Regions from separate parts of the Homo sapiens genome. Here regions 2, 3, 4 and 5 are each linked to region 1. Evidence: chromatin loops called from intact Hi-C (ENCODE). Cell type or tissue: dorsolateral prefrontal cortex. All regions are shown on one strand.

The links. Peaks named below come from ENCODE experiments on the same cell type or tissue, not always from the same donor. Only the 100,000 strongest peaks of a DNase experiment are listed, where the experiment ranks them.
Region 2: a loop joins it to region 1, with 7 times the contacts of the local background. A loop is called at or near these places in 92 of 110 quality-filtered maps.
Region 3: it touches region 1 in a loop (4-fold over the local background); 67 of 110 quality-filtered maps call a loop at or near these places.
Region 4: a loop joins it to region 1, with 10 times the contacts of the local background. A loop is called at or near these places in 20 of 110 quality-filtered maps.
Region 5: a loop joins it to region 1, with 4 times the contacts of the local background. A loop is called at or near these places in 11 of 110 quality-filtered maps.

Annotation. Positions count from the first base shown.
Region 1 is chr6:157,753,979-157,758,978 of GRCh38, forward strand. No RefSeq gene overlaps it. Among named protein-coding and RNA genes, the nearest start is that of SNX9, 67 kb to the right of the region's middle. RefSeq lists a silencer at 1,339-1,633. In dorsolateral prefrontal cortex, CTCF peaks have their summits at 2,847 (motif pointing right) and 3,053; a DNase peak (open chromatin) is centred at 2,853; H3K4me3 peaks cover 617 bases; H3K27ac peaks cover 1,032 bases.
Region 2 is chr6:157,871,144-157,876,143 of GRCh38, forward strand. SNX9 (sorting nexin 9) reads left to right here. Exons shown (of 18, transcript NM_016224.5): 3 at 1,959-2,033; 4 at 3,908-4,033. Among named protein-coding and RNA genes, the nearest start is that of SNX9-AS1, 19 kb to the right of the region's middle. RefSeq lists a silencer at 2,668-2,737. In dorsolateral prefrontal cortex, a CTCF peak has its summit at 2,787 (motif pointing left); a DNase peak (open chromatin) is centred at 2,758; H3K27ac peaks cover 486 bases.
Region 3 is chr6:158,069,855-158,074,854 of GRCh38, forward strand. It overlaps SYNJ2 (synaptojanin 2), which reads left to right. Exons shown (of 27, transcript NM_003898.4): 15 at 1,748-1,940; 16 at 4,726-4,884. Among named protein-coding and RNA genes, the nearest start is that of SYNJ2-IT1, 71 kb to the left of the region's middle. RefSeq lists enhancers at 1-327, 1,311-1,874, 1,875-2,436. In dorsolateral prefrontal cortex, CTCF peaks have their summits at 2,490 (motif pointing left) and 2,691; a DNase peak (open chromatin) is centred at 2,477; H3K27ac peaks cover 4,180 bases.
Region 4 is chr6:157,944,815-157,949,814 of GRCh38, forward strand. SNX9 (sorting nexin 9) reads left to right here. Exons shown (of 18, transcript NM_016224.5): 18 at 1-263. Among named protein-coding and RNA genes, the nearest start is that of SYNJ2, 35 kb to the right of the region's middle. RefSeq lists a silencer at 2,530-2,579. In dorsolateral prefrontal cortex, a CTCF peak has its summit at 2,566 (motif pointing left); a DNase peak (open chromatin) is centred at 2,543; H3K27ac peaks cover 2,690 bases.
Region 5 is chr6:157,896,316-157,901,315 of GRCh38, forward strand. It overlaps SNX9 (sorting nexin 9), which reads left to right. Exons shown (of 18, transcript NM_016224.5): 5 at 512-683. Among named protein-coding and RNA genes, the nearest start is that of SNX9-AS1, 5.9 kb to the left of the region's middle. In dorsolateral prefrontal cortex, CTCF peaks have their summits at 2,052 and 2,255; DNase peaks (open chromatin) are centred at 2,066 and 4,151; H3K4me3 peaks cover 536 bases; H3K27ac peaks cover 4,909 bases.

The sequences.
Region 1 (5,000 bases):
TGGGGAGTCAAAGCTGTCTTGTGCTGAATCAGTTCCTAGGTGGGAGCCACAAGATCAGGTGAGCCAGTTTATTGATGGGGTGGTGCCAGCTGATCCATCAAGTGCAGGGTCTGCAAATATATCTCAAGCACTGATTTCTAGGAGCAGTTTAGGGAGGGTCAGAATCTTGTAGCCTCCAGCTGCACGACTCCTAAATCATAATTTCTAATCTTGTGGCTAATGTTAGTCCTACAAAGGCAATCTAGTCTCCAAGCAAGAAGGAGGTCTGCTTTGGCAAAGAGCTATTAGTGTCTTTGTTTAAACTATAAACTAAGTTTCTCCCAAAGTTAGTTCAGCTTACGCCCAGGAATGAACACAGACAGCTTGGAGGTGAGAAGCAAGATGCAGTCGGTTAAGTTAGATCTCTCTCACTGTCTCAGTCATAATTTTGCAAAGGCAGTTTCACTTCTAGGACAGAAAATGGGAAGCACAGATAGGATAGAAACCTGGACAAGAGGAGGATTCTACTGGAAGGAAGCAGTTGGGTGGCTGCATTTTTTGGATGCTTCCTGTTTTGAGACATAAAAGTGCTTTGTTGAAGGTGGGTCTGTCTGACGTGCGTCACACATTGTATGAACTGAGCAACATGCATGTTGTGAGCGTGGACATCAGCACGTCCTAAGTCTGCTCTGTGCCTCTGAGTTTCGAGAGCAAAATTTCTGAGTGAGGGCTCTCCCTCTCACCTGTGCAGCTATCACAACCTCAAAGCATCCAAGACTATGGTCGGAATAGCAGTGCAGGTGTTACAGGAAAGGGGTCCTGATCCAGATCCCAAGAGAGGGTTCTTGGATCTTGTGCAAGAAAGAATTCAGGGTGAGTCCATAGAATAAAGTGAAAGCAAGTGTATTAAGAAAGTAAAGGAATAAAGAATGGCTACTCCATAGACAGAGCAGCCCCGAGGGCTGCTGGTTGCCCATTTTTATGGTTGTTTCTTGATGATATGCTAAACAAGGGGTGAATCTCATGTCTCCCCTTTTTAGACCATGCAGGGTAACTTCCTGACATTGCCATGGCACTTGTAAACTGTCATGGTGCAGGTGGGAGTGTAGCAGTGAGGACGACCAGAGGTCACTCTCGTGGCCATCTTGGTCTTGGTGAGATAGGGCCGGCTTCTTTACTGCAACCTGCTTTATCAGCAAGGTCTTTATGACCTGCATCTTGTGCTGACCTCTTATCTCATCTTGTGACTTAGAATGCCTTAACAGTCTGGGAATGCAGCCCAGTAGGTCTCCGCCTCATTTTACCCAGCTCTGTATTCAAGATGGAGTTGCTCTGGTTCGCATGCCTCTGACACCGGGAGAAATTCTCCCTCTCAGCCATCTCTTTCCTAGTGGCCTCTCTCAGCATCATATGTTAGTCACTCCTCCCTTCCTGGTAGGGAAGAGAATGCCTCCGGGTTAGAAAAACACCAGCTGAGAGTTTATAGACATTTCTCTTTGAACATGTGGAACAACAAAGACTACTGATAGACTGTTGGGCATAATTTTAGAATTTGCCTTATTTTGTCAAAGATTAAAGAAAGAAAAGGCCACTTTCCCACTATTCGATTTAACTCAGTCGGATTATACGGTGACAATGTCACTCACTGATTTAAGCTTGAATGTGAGAGATTTAAAAGCAATGGCTTGAAAGGAGTTGTTTTGCATCTTAAAAGAAACCACGACTTCAGAGTGATTTTGATTTTCCATTCCTACAAAGGAAGAAACGAAGCTAAATGCTTTTAATCCTAAAAGTGCCCTTTCAGAATTTCTGGGATCACGGTTGCAAGGCAGAAGTGGAGAACTACCCATTGGATGCCTCTCCAGGAGTCACATCTGTCTCCTCAGACTTTGATCTTCTCAGACATTGCTGGAGAGGCAGGGACAGAAAGTTCAGATGCTACGGAAAGACAGTGTGGGTCAGACCACACAGTGTTCCTTTGAAACTCCTGGCTTACTGGCTTTCCCCCACCCACCCATCAAGTGTGTCCTTTGAGGTGAGACATAACATCAGCTGACTAACAAGATGTTTGCCAGTAATCACATCTGATGACAGTAAATGTCAGTCTCCCAACACAATTTCTATTTTATTTCATTAATACCATCCTCAGTGGTTTGCTTGAAAGGGTTAAATTAGCTAGGCATGGTGGCTCATGCCTGTAATCCCTACACTTTGGGAGGCTGAGGTAAGCAGATCACTTGAGGTCAGGAGTTCAAGACCAGCCTGGGCAACATGGTGAAACCCTGTCTCTACAAAAAATACAAAAATTGGCTGGGCGTGGTGGCAAGTGCCTGTAGACCCAAGTACTTGGGGGGCTGAGGCAGGAGGATTGCTTGAACCCAGGAGGTGGAGGTTGCAGTGAGCTGTGATTGTTCCTCTGCACTCTGCACTCTAGCTGGGCAACAGAGTGAGACTCTGTCTAAAAAAAAAAAAAGAGTTAAATTGGAAAATGTATGTCTTGGTGCTCTGTAAATTGCGAAGCTCTACATAAGTATGATTCCCTGTCTTTATAAATTTGCAATCTGGTGTGCCATGTCTGGGGACAATAACTCCTTCATTGCTCCAGGCACAGAGTTCTGGATTGAGGTCCTGGCTTCTGCTTCTCCAAGATTATCCAAATTTCTTGCTCCTTGAAGGTGGACTTTGAGGACCAGCATCACTTGTGTACCCCATAGCTTCTAATGCAGCAAGCAGGGAATAGACACTCCAGCAAGCAAGTGAATAAGCAAAGAAAACCAGGCCCCCGAGACGCAGGCGGATCCCCAGGCGGATCCCCAGAGGCAACAGAGTCAAATATGCGGGAAAGAATCTGATTCCGGCCAGCAGAGGGCAGGAGCGAGAGGAAACTGGGCATCTCAGCAACAAAGCAGGCTGTGCCAACCTGCGGCCGAGGGCCAGATCGCAAGCCCCGGTGCAGAGAGGACGCCGGGAGAATCCAGCTAATTCTGACAGCCTTTCCCTTGGACTTTAGCTGTAATGTGTGTGTGTTCCATTATCTCACACATCACTGCACTGAATTCCACTTCAACTTCCACCCCCTCCCCCCACCAGGAGCTGGCAGTTAAGATATTTACCAAGATGGTGCTGCCTCTCTAGTAAAACTCAGGAGGATTAAAATAATAATAAACAAACCGAGAGAGGGAGTCCAGAAAAGTGGACTAGGAAGCACAACACAGAAGCAGCTTCAGCACTGGAAAATATTCAGTCGTAAGAATCACCATGCATTCCCTCAGTGCTTGGCAGCCACTTTCTCACTTGAGCCCCATACTCTTTGTATGAGGTATGGGGTGGCTACTTGTGGAGTGCTGTGTCTAAGTCACCCTGCATGGGAGAGGCAGCACCAGGATTCTAACTCAGGATCCTGGGGCCTTATCCACGGCACTCTGTTACCGGGGACACGCTCATTCACTCAACAAACCTTCACGGACTGCCCATCAGTTCTTGTGCCAGGTATACAGAAGGGAAGGACACGGTCCTGTCCTCCAAGAGCTCATCCTCCAAAAGAGCATGGATACTAATAAACAGTCACAGTTTGGTATGACATGGCCATGACAGAGAAGAGTCACCCAACGCAAACTGGGAGGGCCAGTGAACATTTCCAGGAGGAAGTGACAGAAGTTGCCCTGCTGATGACCTCAGTGGCACCATTCATTTTATCACTATGTACCAGAAAATTGTCATAATCTACAGTGACCTCAGATGTGCACAGGGCACCCTCCACCTCTTTGCAATGCCCCTTGCACAGCCATACTGGGAAGCTTGCAGCTGAACCAAGCTTTGAAGGATGACTAGGAGCAGGCAATCAAAGAAAGGAATAGGGGCTAGGGCTGGCGTCGGGTGGAGGGATTCTGGGTGAAGGGGTTGGCACCAGCATAGGGGGTAGGCCTGAGAAATGTCCCCACAGCTGGAGCGTAGGTCTCAGGAGGAATGGTAACAAGAAGACTAAGAAGCAGATGGGGAGGCCAGGAGTTTGAGGAGCTTGGGCAACATAGCAGGACCTCGTCTCCACAAAAAGAAATTAAAAATTAGCCGGCCATGGTGGTGCATGCCTGTAGTCCCACTTACTCAGGAGGCTGAGGCAGGAGGATCACTTGAGCCCAGGAGTTCAAAGTTACAGTGAGGTGTGATCTCACTGCTGCACTCCAGCCTCCAAGGTCTTCAGAGCAAGACCCTATCAAAAAAGAAAAGAAAAGAAAGAAGAAAGGAAGGAAGGAAAGAAGGAAAGAGAAAGAGAGAAAGAAAGAAAGAAAAAAGAGAGGAAGGAAGGAAAAAGAAAAGAAAGAAAAAAGAAGCAGATGAGGCCAGGTCACCTAAAAGGCCTTTTCTACCATGCCAAGGAGGCTAGATGTTACATGGAATGCTATGAGGGTCTTTGGGAGAATATTATACAGGGAAATGGCAATATCATAAATGTGATTTCAGAAATATCATTACTCTAGCAGCATGGAGAATGGATTCGAGAGCGGCAAGTCTGGGGATAGGAGAGCAGTGAGGAGCTTCCCGATGATCCCAGAGCAAAATGACAAGGGCCTGGGGAAAAGACACTCTTGGTGGGGGCAGAGGAAGGGGAGGCTTCCGGAGTTGGGCAGGAAGAAGAACAGATCAAATCTACCAACTAAACAATGGTAAGTGGGAGAGGTCAGGGGTAAGGATGACTGAAGGCTCTGGCTGGGGTCACTGGGCACATGGTGACACCATGTCCCCTGGATAAGCCCCATGAGGGTGGGACTGTGGCTGAGTCACAGCTGTATGGTCAGCACGTGTAGTGACTAGCAGGTAATGGGTGTCTGAGAAGTATTTATGGGGTGAACGCTAGCATGGATGCCTGCGTGAGCAAGACAGGTAGGGATGATGGAACCTGTTGAGTAGGAGACGCCTGAGAGATGGTCACAGGAAGCTGTGCAGCAGGAAGTTGCACAGATGAGACCTGAGTTCAACAGGGAGACCTGAACTGAAGGCAGGGATCTGGGAAGCAGCGGCAT
Region 2 (5,000 bases), 120 kb after region 1:
CGAGGCAGGGGGATCGCTTTGAGCTCAGCAGTTCAAGACCAGCCTTAGTAACATGGCAAAACCTCATCTCTACAAAAAATACAAAAATTTAGCCGGGTGTGGTAGTGCGTGCCTGTAATCCCAGCTACTTGGGAGACTGAGGTGGGAGGGTCACTTGAGCCCAGGAGTTCCAGGCTGCAGTGAGCCAAGATGGTGCCACTGCATGTCAGCTTGGGAGACAAAATGAGACAGTGTCTCAAAAAAAAGAAAATCACTGGGTAGAAAAAGATTATGTAGTAATTTTGTATAATATGCTAGGTGTGCATGTTCTCATTCATAGGTGGGAATTGAACAATGAGAACACTTGGACACAGGGCGGGGAACGTCGCACACCAGGGCCTGTCGTCGGGTGGGAGGAGGGGGGAGGGATAGCATTAGGAGAAATACCTAATGTAAATGACAAGTTAATGGGTGCAGCACACCAACATGGCACATGTATACCTATGTAACAAACCTGCACGTTGTGCACATGTACCCTAGAACTTAAAGTATAATAATAATTTTTAAAAATTTTTAAAAATGCTAGATGTGTATAAGTTAAATAGATTCAGTTTTAATCATAGCAGAGATTAAAGATTCTTCAGTCTTACCTTTTTTTTTTTTTTTTTTTTGCAGACAGGCTCTCACCCTGTCACCCAGGCTGGAGTGAGGTGGTGTGATCTTGGCTCACTGTAACCTCTGCCTTCTGGGTTTAAGCAATTCTCATGCCCCAGCCTCCCGAGTAGCTGGGATTACAGGTGTGAGCCACTGTACCCAGCCTCATCTAATTTCTTTATTGAAGTATTTAATTTTTCTTGGTAAAATAGCAACTTGTCCTCAAGTTGCTATTGTGGTCAGAAAGTGACAAAAGTTGTGGCTTAAAGTGATTTTTTAAGAGAATGTGATTATTCAGATTCAGATTATTAACTAATTAGGGCATTATTTTAAAACTGTAAAAACTCTTACTATGTTAAGATGAGAAAGTGGGACCTGCCCCTTAACATTGTTAATAATTAATAATAATATCAACATTAATAGTTTAATATTTAGATAAAGTTTCTTCCAAGGATAGCAACTTCTATTCTGAATAAAAGTTACAATTTTTCCTTTGATCATAGATTGAAATGGCAATACTGGGATATAGAGTTCTACTTTATTACTTAGTTTATTAATATTATTTATCCAGAAGAACTGAGGAACCATGGATCAGTTCACTTTTTCTGCATAACAATCCTAAAACTTACTAGTTTAACCCAGTAACCATTTGTTACTGCTTAGGAATCTACAAGTCAGCTTGATGGTTCTCCTGAGCTGCACTGCGTGTGTCTGCAATCACTGGACCCTGCTGGGGACTGACTGGTCTAAGGTAGCCTCACTCATGAGTCTGCCAGTTCTCTGGGTTGGCTGGCTTTGAATGGGGCAACAGGGAGACTGGGTCTCTGTCATCATCTAGCAACCCACATTAATTCGTATAGCGACTTGGGTGCCAGAAGAGTCAGCTGAAGTGTGCAGAAGCCCTTGAGGCAAGGTTCTGGATTCCCTGGAGGATTTCCACTTGATTCTGTTGACCAGCGAGGTGGCAGAGGGCAGATTCCAGGCCTGGGATGCGCATCCCACCGCTTCACATTCAGAGCTGCAAGCCACTTTTATTATCTGCCGCAGACCAGTACACAGACAAGATGAGGGTCATCTAATCATCAGCTGTTTTCAATCTTTGATCACTTATTATTGAAGTTTGATTTTTCTTGTTTTTAGGTTACATCATTTTCTGAAGTAAAGAGAAGGCTTAAGAATTTAAGATTTTGAACGGTGTTCTCTAGGAATGAAAAGCTTAATGTTAATTGCTTTTTTTATGTATAACAATTCCTCCACACAAAATTTCTCCAGGAAATCTCAACTGTAATCTTTTTCTTTTTTTTTTTTTTTTGGTGACTTATTAGGATGTAGGTGGAGGATGGCTGGAAGGAAGAAACATCAAAGGAGAACGAGGGCTGGTTCCCACAGACTACGTTGAAGTAAGAGCTTCCTGTCATTCATTCATTAGAGCTCATCTTTGCCAGGCATCTTTTTATGAATTATCAACTTACAAGAAGTCAGCAACTTTTTGCAAAACAAAATTTCCATTGTAAATATAATAAATGTTAACTATATAAAATATGGAAACTACATTGAAATAGAACTAAGAAAAATATTACCTGTAGACCCAAGCTTCAAAGAATGACTACAGATATTTAGGTTAAGTTTCTTCCAGGGATAGCAACTTTTAATTGGTCTGAATAAAAGTTAGTATTTTTCCTTTGCTAATATTATCTATATTATAAATATATATTATAAATTGTATAAATTCAATAAGATATATGAAATTATATCTCAATATATCTGTTAATATATACATTTTAAATATATATTTATATTTTTATAAGCAAAATATATAAATTTTATAAAATGTATTATAAATTATATAAATTATAAATATAGATATATATTTATAATATGACACATATAACGTATTTTTCCTTTGCTGATATTGCTGCCATCTATAATATTGTTTATTGTACAATAGACTCACAGTTTAAATAGATTTTTTTAAGTGCATATCTCAGTTCCTTCTCCCATTCCCATAGACAGAGGGGTGTCTTGGGGGAGCTGCTGTGGGGATCTCCTGGGTAGAGCTGTTAGGATGGATACCCAGGAGAGCAACACAGCAGCCTGGGCTGGTCCTGCCTGGGACACCCCCAAGCTGAGCCAACCACCTGGCGCCCCCTGCTGGTTGTCTTTCGGTCCCTCCAAACCGAGCGAAGGTTCTTGGTAAGCTTGTCTTTCATGTTGGGTGACAGAAAGAAGCGAAGGTTTCCTGATGCCCTGTGAGTACAACTGGAGCTAGATCAAGAATAAAGGTACCTTTGGTTCACCTCCAGGAGAAAAGAATTCCCCCCAGAGGATGTTTACCTGGGACCTGTCTGCAGAGTGAGATCTAAGGCCGTCCTTCTGTTGTTGATAGACAGTGAGGGTGGGGAGTCATGACCCCTCAGAGAATCCGATGCAATCTCTAGGCTTTCCCTCAGAAACGTGTGCCCATGCACACACCACAGCCTTTTCCATACAACTGCAACCCCCTATTCACAGGCCCCTGGCCTCACTCCGTAGGTCTTATGTTGAAGTCTTGTTTTACTTGTATGCACTTTGCATCCAGGAGCCCACAAATTGACAAGATTGAGAAAAATCTGAGAATTTAAGTTGATATTGGCAGTAATTGGATTTTCTAGGATTCTGCTTATATAAAGGAATAGTGATTACAGATATTCTTGGGTTTGCTTACCTTTAAGAATATAAAACCCCCTCTATTAGAAATAGATCCTGCAGGCAGAAAATCAGTAAGGACGTGGTTGAACTCAGCACCATCAATAAATTGATGTCCACTTAGGGACATCTATAGACTGCTTCATCAAACCACAGCAGCATACACATTCTTTTCAAGCTTACATGGAACATTCTCTAAGACAGACCACATATTCTGAGCCATAAAACATACCTCAACATGTTTGAAAGAAATCATACAGTGTCTGCCCTGAGACCACAATGGAATCACACTAGAAATCAAAACAGAAAGATAGATGGAAAATCTGTAAATACTTAGAGATTGAACAATCCACTTCTAAATAATGCATGGATCAAAGAAGAAATCTCGAGAAATTAAAAAATAGTTTGAACTAAATAAAAATGAAAATACAACCCATTAAAATATGAGTATGCGGCAAAAGCAGTGCTTACAGAGAAATTTGTAGCATTGAAGAATATAAACCCTTTTTGACAATTCTTGCTTGCCCTCGAAGACTCCCTGAAGTGACCGTAATCTATGAAAATAATTGCGGCTCTTTCTCCTATTCAGATTTTACCCAGTGATGGAAAAGATCAATTTTCTTGTGGAAATTCAGTGGCTGACCAAGCCTTCCTTGATTCTCTCTCAGCCAGCACAGCTCAGGCCAGTTCGTCGGCTGCCAGCAACAATCACCAGGTACGTCTCACTTCCTCCTTCTGGATGTGGCTGGCTTTACGGAAAACAGAGCGTATTTGTGAAGGCTTGTGATGCATTATAGCTATTGCCATTCCCCAAAAGCAAAAACAAAGTCGCTTTTAGGTTGTTCTGTGGCATTTCTGTTGGGTACTAACAAAGAAATCACCTGTTAAGCCTGATAATGACTGTTTGCAAAATTTATTATAAGAGAAAAGGCAGGGTATTGAGGGTTGCTTTTAGAAGTCTGTCATGATATGAACACAGACCCCAGAAACTGCAAATACCCTCTTAGATAAAGGCATGGAAAGAAGAGGAAGAAGAGGAGGCTCTTGTTGTTGAGGAGGTCAGTGTCAGAGCCTCGGCCTGGATCAGGAAATAGATGCCCTGGCCCTGGCATGTTGCTTACACTCTCAGAGCTAGAGGCCCTCATCCTGCGAGTAGAAGCAGTGCCTGTGAAAGTCTACCAGATCCAGGCACTCAGCACTTGGTACTCTTATTGTATTGCTTCCAGGAAACTTAGAATAGTGGGATAACTTGAGAAGAATACAAGGAAATTTTACATTAATTTTAATTAAAATTTGACTAGTTTAGGTGAATTTGTCTAGTTCATTTATTGCCAAATGATGACACAGAGTAAGTGACAAGAAGAAAATTGAGAAGACAGGTATCAAAATATTGTTGCTGCTGGGCACAGTAGCTCACGCCTGTAATCCCAGCACTTTGGGAGGCCAAGGCAGGTGGATTGCTTGAGTGCTGGAGTTCGAGACAAGCCTGGGCAACACGATGAAACCCCATCTCCACACGTTAAAAAAAAAGTTAAAAAAAAAGAATTAAAATATTGTTAACTGCTTACATCTTTAGAAATGAATGGGCTTTAGGAGATGTTATTTCTTGATTTTTTTTTTAACTACATAAAAGGTTTTAAATTCTATCAGGCCTGATGATAATCATATCACTTACAAGTATT
Region 3 (5,000 bases), 320 kb after region 1:
CGATTAAAAAGCCACCATGGGAAATGTCTAACTCAGGAAGCTGAACTCTTAGAAAGGGTGTTACATGATTGTCATCGCCCAAGCTCAATTCCGTGCAAGGAAAAGGGTTCCTTGTTGGAATCTTATAGACAGGAAACCTCTGACCAAGAGCTGAGTAACTCACTGGGAAATGCCAACTCTTTTGTCCCTTTTTAAAAGAATTCTAAGTAGAACGTGTGGGCCTCTACAACTGTGACCTCATTGTCATTTCTCCAAGGTGCATGCTTTGTGAGCATCAGAAAGGGGGCGAGCTTAGGGGCGGCATTCCTCTTGGGGTGTGGGTGTGGGTGTTTGGATGCTGGAGGAACTCATCTTTTCCCCAGCTTGTGGTTGGCCTCATCTTACCACCTGGGCCTACCCATGGCTTTTGAATTTCCACCAGCCTTTCGGCGAGCTGGCAGCAGGCGTTGAACTGACCTCCCCACTGAGCCCCTGGGTCCCGGGAAGGGCCTGTGCCTGCCAAGAGCACCACGGGTACACCCCTGCAGCACCTGGAGACTAAGACTATGCTGCCCATAATCCTCTTCTCTGACTTTCAGAAGATGTTTAGGTCCCTGTCCCTCTGCTTGTGTTATTTGGGCAGCTTGGCAGTGTCCTAGGTTAGCAGGTGAAGGTTAGTAAAGGTTAAAGGCAAGGGCGGGGTGAGGGTGAGAGGTAAAGCATTTGAGAAAGGGCTCAGAGCTGAGGAGAGCCAGGTTTCCCAGGCTCGGTGTCCTCGGCTTCACGTGCCTTTAGCCCTGAGCTGCTTCCGCCTACACCCCTTCCATCAGTCATCCCCCCAACCTTGTCTGCCAGCGAGCAGATGCACCAGCAGGCCTCAGTCTGTGGCATGGCTGTGGAAATGTTAACAAATGTGCTTGCAGCCCATGTTTCTATGGACTCGTATGCGTCATAAGTGGGCATTTGAATGCAAGCAGGCTCTGGCATTGCATAAAAGTCCTTTTGAGACCATCTACCCAGCCCAGCATAAACAGCTGCCCGTTTCCTAGCTCTTAAAGTGCATTGATTGCTGGGCACGGTGTCTCACGCCTGTAATCCCAGCACTTTGGGAGGCCAAGGCAGGCAGATCACTTGAGGTGAGGAGTTTGAGACCAGCCTGGCCAACATGGTGAAACCCTGCCTCTACTAAAAATACAAAAATTAGCCGGGCGTGATGGTGGGTACCTGTAATCCCAGCTACTCAGGAGGCTGAGGCAGGAGAATTGCTTGAACCTGGGAGGCCACAGTTGCAGTGAGCTGAGATCACGCTGCTGCACTCCAGCCAGGGTGACAGAGCGAGACTCTGTCTCAAAATAACAATAATAATTTAAAAATGTGTTGATTGCCCAGATGACACCTCCCATGCATGGCGTGATGGCTGCACAGGAGTGGGGTGGGCTGGTGGGTGGTGATGTTTGCGCCGCTCCTGGTGGCAGTGAGAACCTGGGCGGATGCAGGCATTGCCCTGTCTTCGGCTTCATGGGGTGCTCAAGTGAGCACTTCCCAGTTGGGGTGTGGGGGAGATGTCCAGGCAGCGGTGGGCAGCAGGAGGGAGGCGGCCTCCTGACCAGGAGTCGATGACGGCCACGGTGGCCACTGTGTTGAGCTGATGATTTTGGAGCACTCAGAGCAGCAGGTCCCGAGCTGCTGCTGGGCCCTTCTCTGTGGCAAAGCAGGGTCACACTTCTCCTTCAGGAGCCGACGGCATGCGCGTATCCTTCTGTTCCAGGGACGTAGCCATCGACACAGTGAAGACGGGCATGGGGGGCAAGGCGGGGAACAAGGGCGCCGTCGGCATCCGCTTCCAGTTCCACAGCACCAGCTTCTGCTTCATATGTAGTCACCTGACGGCCGGGCAGTCCCAGGTGAAGGAGCGGAATGAAGACTACAAGGAGATCACCCAGAAACTCTGCTTCCCAATGGTGAGCGGCGCCGTGGGGACAGCCAGCACCTCCCTGCTCAGCTCAGTCCCAAATGTGACTGTTGATAGGAGCCAGGCACTGGGGACACAACCACAGGGAGGGCCCCTTCCTGGAGGGCTCAGCGCTGGGGGAGGGGGAGAGGGCTATGTCCCTCCATGGAATTGACCTGGGGCAGGGTTAGCCACGTGCCTGGAGGGGGCCAGCTTTGCAGCATTTCCCGTTGCTGTACAATTCCTGAGTGTCTGCATGGCCACTGGATTTGTATGTGTGCATTTTCTGATTTTCTAATTCAAGTGATGGTTTAGGGAAGAAAACCATGTCCGTGGTCTGTCCTGTCCAAGTGGTGAAGAGCATTTGAATCCACACAGCCTAAGACTCCACCTTCCTGAGATTCACAGTCTTCACATGTACTTTCTGTGGTGGCTCAGATAAGCACACCCTTTTGACCAATGGACCCTTTTTGACTGGGAACACGGTTCTTGACCAAGGAGCCCAGATCCTGCCTGTCCTCGAAGCTGCAATAGCGAACCGCACACTGCCCTCTCGTGGCGGTCCGGAGGGTTTCATTCTGAAACTGGAGGATTTTCTTTTCAAATCTAGACGTTAATGTTCTCCTTCCTGTGCAAAGATGCTACCCGGGCACAGCTTCAGCGTGTGGTGCACACGAGGCCACCTCTTTCCCGAAGTGAGGATAGACTTCAGCTGTTCTTGCTGCAAAATCTTCCACTGTCTGAGAGGTGGTGGGTTGGGTCACAGAGCTCTTCCCTGTGAGAACAGATCCTTAAAACTGACGTCCCATTTTACTGGGCTGCACGAGCACTCAAGGCAAAATTTCCTTAGTTTTCATTAAGAAGTGCCATAATTCCTGTTGGTGTTGTTTATTTCTTATGTTAAAAAAGAAACAAACGAGTTGGGAAATTTTCAATTGTGTGTAATGCAGTTTAAAAAAAAAAAAAAAGTCTAACCCTTCTCACTTAAAAATAGCTACTTTGGGGCCAGGCACAGTGGCTCACACCTGTAATCCCAGCACTTTGGGAGGCCGAGGCGGGCAGATCACCTGAGGTCAGGAGTTCGAGACCAGCCTGGCCAACGTGGTGAAACCCCACCTCTACTGAAAATACAAAAAAAATTAGCCAGGCGTGGTGGCGTGCACCTGTAATCCCAGCTACTCAGGAGGCTGAGACAGGAGAATCGCAACCCAGGAGGCAGAGGTTGCAGTGAGCTGAGATCGCACCACTACACTCCAGCCTCGGCAACAGAGCGAGACTCTGTCTAAAAAAAAAAAAAAAAAAGTGCTACTTTGACATAGTAAACTTGGGATACATAATAAGTAATTAAAGGATTTATAATGTAGTTCTTTTCTACCATAAAAATATTGAGGGACCTATTAACATTCTACACTTCTTTTTTGTTTTTGTTTTTTGAGACAGTCTCACTCTGCCACCCAGGCTGGAGTGCAGTGACATGATCTTGGCTCACTGCAAACTCCACCTCCCAGGTTCAAGCAATTCTCCTGGCTCAGCCTCCTGAGTAATTGGGATTACAGGCGTGCACCACCAGGCCCAACTAGTTTTTGTATTTTTAGTAGAGATGGGGTTTCGCCATGTTGGCCCAGCTGGTCTCGAACTCCTGACATCAAGTGATCCGCCTGCCTCAGCCTCCCAAAGTGCTGGGATTACAGGTGTGAGCCATGGTGCCTGGCCAACATTCTACACTGGTATTGTCTGATACCGTAGTCACTGGCCATAAGTAGCTATTTAAATTCAAATTAATTAAAATTAAATAACATTTAAAATTCCTTGCTTTCCCTGGCCACAGTGAGAATGATCAGTATCCATGTGGCCAGTGGCTCCTGCATCAGATGGCACAGAGAACATTTCGGTGCTGCAGAAAGTTCTGTCTGACAGTGTTATCTAGACGCTCATTTTATTTGGTTGGGACCTGTTTAATCTTCTGTCCAGATTATTGTCATGGGGGGAGTGGAAATGCCTCATATTATAGGAGAAGAGAAGCTGATTTTGGAGCTAGGCAGATGGGAGCTGAAATCCCATCTGTATCATGCACTAGCTGTGTAACCTTCAGCAAGTGCCTTTGTTTCTGAACTTTGTTTTTTTTTTTTTAATCTAAGAGAGAGCTGGTGGTATCTGCTTTGTGCACCTGGAACAGAGCCCAGCCCTTGCGGACAGTTGATCCACAGCAGCTGCTGTCATTGTCTTCCCCATTCCTGGGGAAGAGACAGGGAAGGCAAGGACCCCAGGAGCTCTCCGGGGCTGAGCTGGGGCCGTGGGCTCCTAGGACTGGGCAGGATGGGAAGGAGGAGCTAGAGAGAGATGGAGAAGGGTCACCTGAAAAAGCTCAGGAAGTTACATGAAGGTGCACATCCTGAGCATTTCTGCTGCTCTTTTGAAACCTCATTCTCCTAACGCTGAATGCTGGGTGCTGCTTCCTAGGAGTAGACACTCCAAAGTAAGGGTGCATCTGATCTTCAGGACGGGGATCCATGGAGGAAATGCTGGCCATGTTGCTCTCCTCCGTTTAGGGTAGGAGCTTTCTTCAAACCACTCAGAAACACTATTATTTAAAATTAAAAAGTAAGCCATGTAAAAATTCCTCCATAGTTTTATGGGATGAGTGAAAAACAAGATGCTCTAGTAGAAAACTTTCTTTTTTCTAAGTAGCATTTTGAGAAAAATACTCCTGCTTGCCCCAGTGAGCTTGTTTTTCTCCTCTCTCCCACCTTCCTTGCAAGATGGGCTGAATGATTATGATTTTCTTTTCAACTTAGGGGAGAAATGTTTTTTCTCATGATTATGTATTTTGGTGTGGCGATTTCAACTACCGCATTGATCTTACTTATGAAGAAGTCTTCTATTTTGTTAAACGCCAAGACTGGAAGAAACTTCTGGAATTTGATCAACTACAGCTACAGAAATCAAGTGGAAAAGTAAGTTGTGCTTTAAAAACATTTTTTAGCAGCTGCTCCAAGATGGAATGACATCTGTGAGATGTAGAGGCTGGTGCAGCAAATTCAGTTCCGTGAGTGGATTTCACTGTTTCCAA
Region 4 (5,000 bases), 190 kb after region 1:
CACGGGCTCCTCAGAGCGTGGTAGCCGACTGTGAGGAAAAGCAGAGGGAATGTGAAAGAAAATAAGAGAATCCACGGGATTTGATGCCTGGAAGATTCTCCTTCAAGTGGCAACATGGCATATATATCCTTCTCCGGGGAGTCACATGCACCATTTGGTTCTTAGATACGTTGATGTTTTGATTTTTAATGATTTGTATCAACCTGTAGGTACCACAGAAGAGCTGTAGTCATACAATCACATAACTTTTACAAATATAGTGGAAAAAAAGTCAGTATTTGGAGAGGAGAGATGAAGGCGTGGTGGAAGAAAAGGTCAGTCTCGTTGTCAAGCAAGTGACGTCAGTTGCCTCCCACCAGGAGCAGCAGTCCCGGGATGTCAACCCACTGCATGGTTTGTAGGTGTTGGGGTCACCAAGAAAGATGACTCACAGAGGCACTGGGTGGAACAACGTAACTTGATTCATTTTCTTATTGGTGACTTTATTCACTTTCTTTCTTTTGTGGTAGCTTTATTCATTTTCTTATTCTGTCATTTTAAAAATGTTTTCTTACAAAAGTACCTGCTGGGTCTGGGGTTTGATGTTGCCCTACTTACAAGCAAGTAATTTAGTCTGTTGCTGTTCCATGGATACTGGAAGGGGCCATGAGACTCGTGGGTCTACTCACATAGAGAAGAGACAGCATGATCTACTTCTGTCATGGGCTTCAGTCCCAGGGAGATGGTCTGTGGGCACCCCCCATCCCCCCGCCCCCGGTGGGCAGCGTTGACAGGCTGTGCATGGCAGCCTCTCCCGGCACCACTGGTCTACATCTTCACTAAATCCATAGATCCCTGCCTAACAACTGGGAATCCAGAATCTCACAGTCTTGTTTATTTATTTATGAGATAATCTCACTCTGTGGCCCAGGCTGGAGTGCAGTGGCATGATGTCAGCTCACTGCAACCTCTGCCTCCTGGTTTAAGGGATTCTCCTGCCTCAGCCTCCCATGGCGCACACCACCATGCGTGGCTAATTTTTTTTGTATCTTTAGTTGAGACGGGGTTTCACCATGTTGGCCAGGCTGGTCTTGAACTCCTGACCTCAGGTGATCTGCCCACCTCAGCTTCCAAAAGTGCTGGGATTACAGACATGAGCCACCACACCCAACCTCACAGTCTATAAAGTAGTCAAAGTAAAAAAGGTGTGATGGCTGAGCAGAACTGAACAGTGATGGGTGAGAATGGCCCTGTTTTTCCTGTGTGTGTGTAACTCAATTTTCCCAACCTGTTCGATTTTAAATCCCTTTCCGCAAGCAAGTAGGAAGAATGAGTTCCCCTTTTGGGAGAATATTTTCCGTGGGTCTCTCGCACTCCACCTGGCTTTTTTGCTGGCTATGTCAAGAACACAGAGCCCTGACTGCTCTTCACCCAGGCCGCCCCTCCACACTGCATCTGTAGCAAGCTACTTGAGGGACAAGGTCATGTTTTGGAAGGAGTATGGGCTTGCCTGCTGCTTGCTGTAAAACAGTGGGTTTTCCAGCTCCAGGTCCTCCTCTAAAAACCCACTGTCTGAGCAGGCACCCTCTGGCCACTCAAGGTTCCACCAGGGGACTGGCAGGGCAAGGAGAACTGGAGTTTGTGTTACTTGCTGTGTCATGGCTTATCAAGTCCTTTGCCCCTGACCCAGGAGACTGTCTCATGTCCCCTGCCAGTATCCATGGAACAGTAACAGACGTTTGCTTGTAAGTAGGGCAACATCAAATCCCTGACCCAGCAGGTGCTTTTGTAAGAAAACATTTTTTAAATGACAGAATAAATGAATAAGGCCACCAAAAAGACATACACTAGCCTAGACTGTTGGAAGATGAGGAATGGTCTTTCACACCCCGTCAGCATACAGTAGAAAAGAACAAGCAAGTTGAGATTTCATCAAAGCAGAAATGAGAATGTTTTGAATGCCATTGGCAATTCAACGGACAAAAAGCAAGGTTGTCTGAAGACCATGAATCCCCATGGGGAGAGGATGGCTTCGTTTCTGACTTGACAATAAGCTCAGAGGTCTTTGGGTGGGATCCATATCTTAGAAAAAATTGCCAAGTCCAGTGAATCATTCTGTAGGATTTGTAGAACTCTGAAGACAGAATGAGAGTGAGGTCATGTGAGCTTGACTCCAGGAACCATGTGAGCTTTGAAAGAACCACTCTGTCGAAGCACTATTCTTCAAAGGTTGGGGAACTTCCCACCTGGCTCGACTCTGAGAGGAGGAGGTACCTAGTGCTGGGTGAGGGAGGCCAAGAGGTGGGCTTAGGGGAAGTCATTAATTCTGGAGAGAAGCCACTGGCTGTACTGAAAACATGCTAGCTTGCCAGCAAGCTGGAAAGGACTGCTCTGCTGGGTACGAGGTGGTGGTGAGCATGGGCGTAGGTGGCTGCCACCACTAAATGTCCAAGGCTGCAGGGAACAGGTAGCTCCATCAGTTGTCCTTAAAACAGTAGTTCTCCACCAGAAGTACTTGTGCTCTCCAGGACTCACTTGGCTGTTTCTGGAGACAGTTACTGAGGGGTGTTACTGTCATCTAGTGGATCCTACAGTGCACAGCACAGCCTCCGTGATAAAGAACTATCTGCCCAAAACATCAGTAATGTCAAGGTTGAGAAGCCCTGCTTTAAAGCAGACAACTGCTATTTGCCTTGTGGTCAATAGGTATTTTCAGGTACATTCAGAAGGAGCTCAAATGCCTGTGGATAAGGATAAAAAGCCATTATCAATAAAATCTAAGAGGCCCAGAAATAGAGTGACAGGGAAATCTCTAAAAATGCAGAACTGGGGCTAGGAGGTAGGCCATGGGCTATTAAGGATTCAGCTTCTCCATTTGTTCTTTGGGGGTGTAATTAGGAGTGATCTTTGTTATAAAGTCGTGTTTTTCTGAATTTTTTTTACAATGAGGTTGTATTATAATCCAAAAAAATTTAAGCTGTTAGATTTGGTTTCCCAAATCACGTGTTGACTAAACGTTCATTAGTACCGGCTACGAACCAGGCACTGATTTGCCTTTCCACATACAAATCTCATTTCCTGCTTATACTATGGGATGTGGGAATCGTCAGAAGGTTGGAGACTTTCCTTCCAGTGAAGAAACACTTGGTAATGTAAAGATATTTGAATTGTCAGGAACCAAGAGTCCTAACTCTGATGCCAATACCTGTCACTTGAACGAGTCAGTGAGCTGCTGTCTACTCATCTCCAGCGTGCAGGGATGAAAACAGATGCATCCAAAAGCCCTTCCCACCTGCGGGACCCTCCCTACATCACTTAGAGAAGAGCAGGGACATGGTTCCAGGCCAGGGGCAGCACCTCTGAAACAGACTCCCAAGGCCTGCCTCCCAAGTGTCCCCCTAGGTGACCCTGACAGAGTCACCTACAAAGGTGGCAGATGCTCTTTTTCCCTTGTTTCAGTATCTTACGGAGGCATGGATTTCTGTTATTCCATGTATTACAATTATTTACACACATAATTTTTAGATCCTCATTTGTCCCAAATTTGGCTATTGGGAATCTCTCTTATGTAAATTGGTTGATTATTGTGGTCTCATGTAATTTTGTATCCTTTATCTGTGCTTTCTTTGTGTTTTTTTCATGCTATGGCAGTCTTCATAATGACCCTACACATAAGTCTATATACCAGTTTCCAAGAGTTGGACATTTAGATGTGAAATTTTTCTTTAGCTTTTATTTCTGACTACATCAGTGAGCACTAATGCACCATCGTCATGGGGTAATTAAGACAAAGATTTTTTTATTTTATTGTAAAATATACATAGCATGAAATGTACCATTTTAGCCATTTTTAAGTGCACAGTTCTGTGGCATTAAGTACTTTTACATTGTTGTGTAACCATCACCATCATCCATCTCCAGACCTTTTTCATCTTCCCAAACTGAAACCCTATACCCATTAAACAGTAATTCCCCACTTCGTCTCCACCCTGGCACCCACCCTTCTACTCTCTGTCTCTGTGACTGTGACTGCTCTAGGGACCTCATAGGTGGAATTAGTTGATATATATTCTCTATGACTGACCTAGTTCACTTAGCATGATGTCTACAAGGTCTATCATAAAGATTTCTCCATGTGTTTTCTCATAAGAATTTTTATAGGTTTGATTCTGAAAAGACAAAGTATTTTTAAAGTATAGTTGTAAAACATAGGGAGACCTACTCAAACTACTCCAAAAAATAGAGGAGGGAATACTTCCAAATTCATTCTACTAGGCCAGTATTACCCTGATATCAAAACCAGACAAAGACACATCAAAAAAAGAAAACTACAAGCCAATATCTCTGATGAATGTTGATGCAAAAATCCTGAACAAAATACTAGCAAACCGAATTCAACAATACATTAAAAAGATCATTCATCATGACCAAATGAGATTTATCTCTGGGATGCAAGGATGGTTCAACATTTGTAATGTATCACAACAAATCAATGTGATACATTATCGAAACAGAATGAAGGATAAAAATCATATCATTTCAATTGATGCTGAAAAGGCATTTGACAAAATTCAACATCCCTTCATGATAAAAAAAAAAAAACCCTTTAAAAAGGGATAAAAGGAACATACCTCAGCATAATAAAAGCCATATGCAACACACCCCCAGATAGTATCATTACTAAATGGGAAAAACCTGAAAGCCTTTCCCCTAAGATCTGGATGCTCACTTTCACTACTTAACACAGCCTAGCTATGACGAGAAAGAAAAAGCATCCCAATTGGAATGGAAGAAGTCAAATTATCCTCGTTTGCAGATGATATGATCTTATACTTGAAAAAAACCTGAAGAGTCTACACACAAAAGCACTTATAGAACTGATAAATTCAGTAAAGTTACAGGATACAAAATCAACATACAAAAATCAGTAGTGGTTCTATATGCCAACAGTGAGCAATCTGAAAAAGAAACTTTAAAAAGTGATCTCATTTACAATAGCCACACATAAAATTAAATACCTA
Region 5 (5,000 bases), 140 kb after region 1:
AAAAATACAACAGATCGCTATAAAGCAGTTAGAAATAGGTCCTCATGTTGAGTGGGAAAAAGAAAACTTGCAAAGAGATACATACAGTATGACATCCTTTAGGTCAATTTTAAAAATATAAAGCAGTTGTTTGTGAATGTGTACATGTGCAGCTGAAGTATGAAAACACACATAGGAATGGATACAGGTTCAGAAAAGTAGTGGTTACTTCTGGAGAGAAAGAAAGAGAGGGCTGTAGCTGCATCTAATAGTTTCTTTGTTGCTGTTTTCAAAGTTCCTAAGCAAATACGGTAAAATGTGTTCACATCAGTAAAATTAGATTGATGCTACCTTTTGTGCTTTCCTACATGTTTGGAAATTAAAATATTATGTATGTAAAATTGTTTTGAATACATTTCTATTAATTGTTTTTAGTACTCCTGTTGTATTCAATTGTGTCAGTTCATTATTGAATTGAGTCATGGTTTCCAAAAGTCACAAAAATTCTCCTTCTTTTTACCCCTCTCAATAGGTTGGCAGTGGCAATGACCCCTGGTCAGCCTGGAGTGCCTCCAAATCTGGGAACTGGGAAAGCTCAGAAGGCTGGGGGGCCCAGCCAGAGGGGGCTGGAGCCCAAAGAAACACAAACACTCCCAACAACTGGGACACTGCCTTCGGCCACCCCCAGGCCTACCAAGGACCAGGTGAGGAGAGGGGTGCAAGGTCCCACCCTGCCCGCCCATGGCTGAGTGGGAGAGACAGGGAAGACCGAACTGTTTTTGCTGTTCCCACACTCAGCACAACACAGAACAGTTTTGTGACCACAGCATGGGAAGGGAGGATTGCCCCACCCACCAAGCAGCTGTGCAGCAGACACCAGCTGAGTGTCCTACAGTCATGACACTGTCTACCTGGAGTCAGATCAAGGGGGTTCCCACCACTCCCACCTTGGGTTCAATTAATCTGCTGGAGCGGCTCACAGAACTCAGGGAAACACTTTACTTACTACTGTCAGTTTATTACAAAGCTCAATTTACAGGATGCAAATAAAGAGCCAGATGAAGAGATGCATAGGGCGAGGCATGGGGAAGGGACGCAGAGCTTCCATGCCCCCCTGCCCCAGGTGCCCCTACATGTTCAGCACCCCAGAATCTCTTTTCCTGTAGCTCAAGGATTTTTACGGCGGTTTCATCACATAGGCATGATCGATTATTGTTATTATTATTCTTTGAGACAGAGTTTTGCTCTCGTTGCCCAGGCTGGAGTGCAGTGGCACAATCTCGGCTCACTGCAACCTCCGCCTCCCAGGTTCAAGTGATTCTCTCACCTCAGCCTCCTGAGTAGCTGGAATTACAGGAGCCCACCGCCCACCGCCACACCCGGCTGATTTTTTGTATTTTTATTAGAGGCAAGGTTTCACCATGTTGGCCAGGCTGGTCTCAAACTCCTGACCTCAGGTGATCCACCTGCCTCAGCCTCCCAAAGTGCTGGGATTACAGGTGTGAGCCACCATGCCTGGCCGGCATGATTGATTATTAACTCAACCTCTGGCCCCACTTTTCTTTCCAGAGAATGGGAGGTGGAGCTGGAAGTTCCAAGCTTCTAATCCTGGCTTGGTCCTTCTGTTGACCAGCCCCCATCCCACCAGGAGTCACCTCATTTGAACAAAAGATGCTCCTACCACCCGGGAAATTCCAAGGGTTAGGAGATCTGTGTCAGGAGCCAGGGTCAGAGACCAAATATCAGAACAAAAGATACACCTTGCACACCTAACATTCAGGAAGTTACAAGAGTTTTAGGAGCTCTGTGCCGGGAACTAGGGACGCAGACCAGATGGCTATTTCTTACCTCACAATACCACTCTGGGTCATTGAGTTGAAAATAGATTTTATTCAAAAGAACTGCTTGCAGTTGCCCTTATTCACTAGTAGCAAACCTGGATTCAATTGTAGATGGTCATTAACTCTAACTTTAGTTCAGTCTTACTTATCTGTGTGAAGTCACAGATTCAAACGCTGGGTTGGTAAAGTAAAAGCAGAATGGGCGGTGGAGGCTGCAGAAGGCTGAGGGCCCCTGCTGTCGCCCGTGGATCACTGCATTTGCAGGGAAGCTGAGCCCACGTTCTGATCTCCACATCTTCAGAGAGATGAGAAGTCTTGGTTATTTGTCACCTTCTGATTTTAACATCTCAGCAGCTAACACGTTTGTTTTAAAATCTTGAGCCAGAAACGTGTATGTGGATGGGATGTGGCTCATCCTGCTGGTTTAAGACCTCTGCATTCACTGTTTTAACTTCCTGTTTGACTAGGCTATGAATAGAAATACTGAGGCAGAAGAGAAATGTGTGGAATGGGAAATAATTTGGGAATTAAGGGTATTTATGTCTGATCTGAAATTAAATAAGAAGGTAGTCTCCCATTATTTTTTAACAATTCCTGAACCCTGTCTCCTCTGTAAGCACATTGGGCCAAGAATTGAATGTCTGTTCTAAACAGCAAGGACCTCACTTGTAAGCCCAAAGCAGGGTGCAGGTCCCGGCTGAAGGCTGGCAGTCATAGACAGGAGCTGCCTGTCAGCAGGACCAGGGGTGTGGGCTGGGTAGAAGCGTTGGGAGACTCCTGGGGTCTGGCTCTCTGGTCACTTGGCCCACATCCTTCTCATAGTTTGTTCTTCTCCCATTTGGCATTTGTCTCTCGGCTTCTCCATAATGGCACTCTTAGGACCTGACACTAAAGGACACTCAGGCCGTTAGAGTAGGGGAGGAAGGAGAAGGAGGAGAGCCCACAGGGGAGGAAGGAGAAGGAGGAGAGCCCACAGGGGAGGAAGGAGAAGGAGGAGAGCCCACAGCACCTTATCTGACACGGGGATTATTGTCAGAATAGTAGCTACTGATGCTGCTTAATTACTTCTTCACTCTCATCTTTTTCTCCCACACCCCAACTCGGTCTTTTTAATGTCCCCCTCGTTGCCCTTCTCTCCCCTTTATTGTTAGTGTTAAACAGCTGCTTTTCAAAGTTCTGTCGTCCCTTTCGTCCTCCCCAAGCCTCTAGAATTAAAGGGTATTCTGCTTATTTGTAAATGTATAAGACTAGATTTATCAGTGTCTAGGCCTCTAGAAGTCTTTTCTACTGTGTACCACTTAACATTCTTACAGTCTGCATTTATCTGAAGTGATGTGGACTGACAGCCCTTTAAAAAAATTATCTATATTTTCACGCCTGTAATCCCAGCAGTTTGGGAGGCCGAGGCAGGCGGATCACAAGGTCAGGAGATCAAGGCCATCCTGGCTAACACGGTGAAACCCCATCTCTACTAAAAATAGAAAAAAAATTAGCCGGGTGTGGTGGCAGGCGCCTGTAGTCCCAGCTACTCGGGAAGCTGAGGCAGGAGAATGGCCTGAACCCAGGAGGCGGAGCTTGCAGGGAGCCAAGATTGCGCCACTGCACTCCAGCCTGGCCAACAAAGCGAGGCTCCGTCTCAAAAAAAAAATTATCTATATTTGAGGTATACAGCGTGATGTTGTAATATACATGTATATACTGAAATCATTACTACAGCCAAGCGCTTAACATATCCCTCACCTCACATGATTACCTAAGTGTGTGTGTGTGCGCGTGTATATGTGCAAGTGCGTGCCTGTGGGTGTGTGTGTGGTAAGAGCACCTAAAATCTCCCTCAGCAGGTTTCCCAAATATAATGCAATATCATTAACTGTAGTCCTCATGCTGTACATGAGATCTCTAGACTTATCCTACATGACTGCAACTTTGTACCTTTGACCTGCATCTCCCTAGTTCCCCGTCTCCCTGCCCCTGGTAACCACCTTTCTACTTTCTGCTTCTATAAGTTTTTTAGATTTTTTTAAAGACCTGTTAAAAGTTCCACATGTAAATAAGATCCATGTGGTATTTTTCTTTGTGTGTGATGTTGAGTGCATTTTCATATACCTCTTGGCCATTTTTTGGTCTTCTTTGGAAAAATGTCAATTTGGGTCCTTTGTCCATTTTTTAATTGAGCTTTTTTTATTTGCTATTGAATTGTGCGAGTTCATTATATGTTTTGAATATTAACAGGTTATCAGATACATGGCTCGCAAATATTTTCTCCCAGCCTATTGCGGGATCTGGCCAGCAGCCCGCAATGCAACGGGGTTCTCTTTGTGTTCCCAGGCGGATCGGCCCGTTGAGAAATAATAGACACACACAAGATAGCGAAAGCTGGGTCCGGGGGGGTCACTGCCTTCTGGTCCTGCAGTGCCAACAATGCACTGGATATACCAGCATTTATTATTAAGTTTAGTGAGGGCGGGGGTAGGTTAGTGAGGGATTTAGGGTCATTTGATTATGAGGTGAGATGGTCACATGGGGATGAAGTAATTCTTTAACATAACATCTGTATGCAGAAGTACAGTATACAGAGATAAGAATTTACAATATAGTGTATGCATCAGTAATTTCTGACAGAGCCTTAAAACAGAAACACAGTCTTTCCATAACCTATGATTAGCAAGATATTAATCAGCAGTAACAGTTGCAGCAAAAGCTGGTTACAAACAATCCGTAGAAACAGGACGTGAAGCTAGACAACCTGTTAGACCAGAAATTCTCAGAAGGGAGTATGCCTTAACCCTAAAGAGGCCCAGAAGAGCCCTGGCAAGATGAGGGCGTTTATAGCCCTATCTTATCCATATGGACGGTGCCCCCATGTGTCTGTTTATAGGCTCTTTACAAGGGTCACTTTCCATTCCCAGAGCTATGAATATCTGCTTTTCTGGGATAGGAATCTTGGTGATGTGAAACCTCCCTGACTGCACATCCATTCATAGGCTCTCTGCAGGGGGAAGCACATCACATGCTGTTGGCTCATTCTGGCAGTCCCACCTGGCACTGTCTTTACACAATCCTGCATGCAATTTTGTATTTACAATAATCAGGAGCATTTCATCTTTTATTCCATAGCAATAGTTTCAGGGGGTCTCCCTACACCAGCCCATAGGCTACCTTTTCATTTTGATTGTTTCC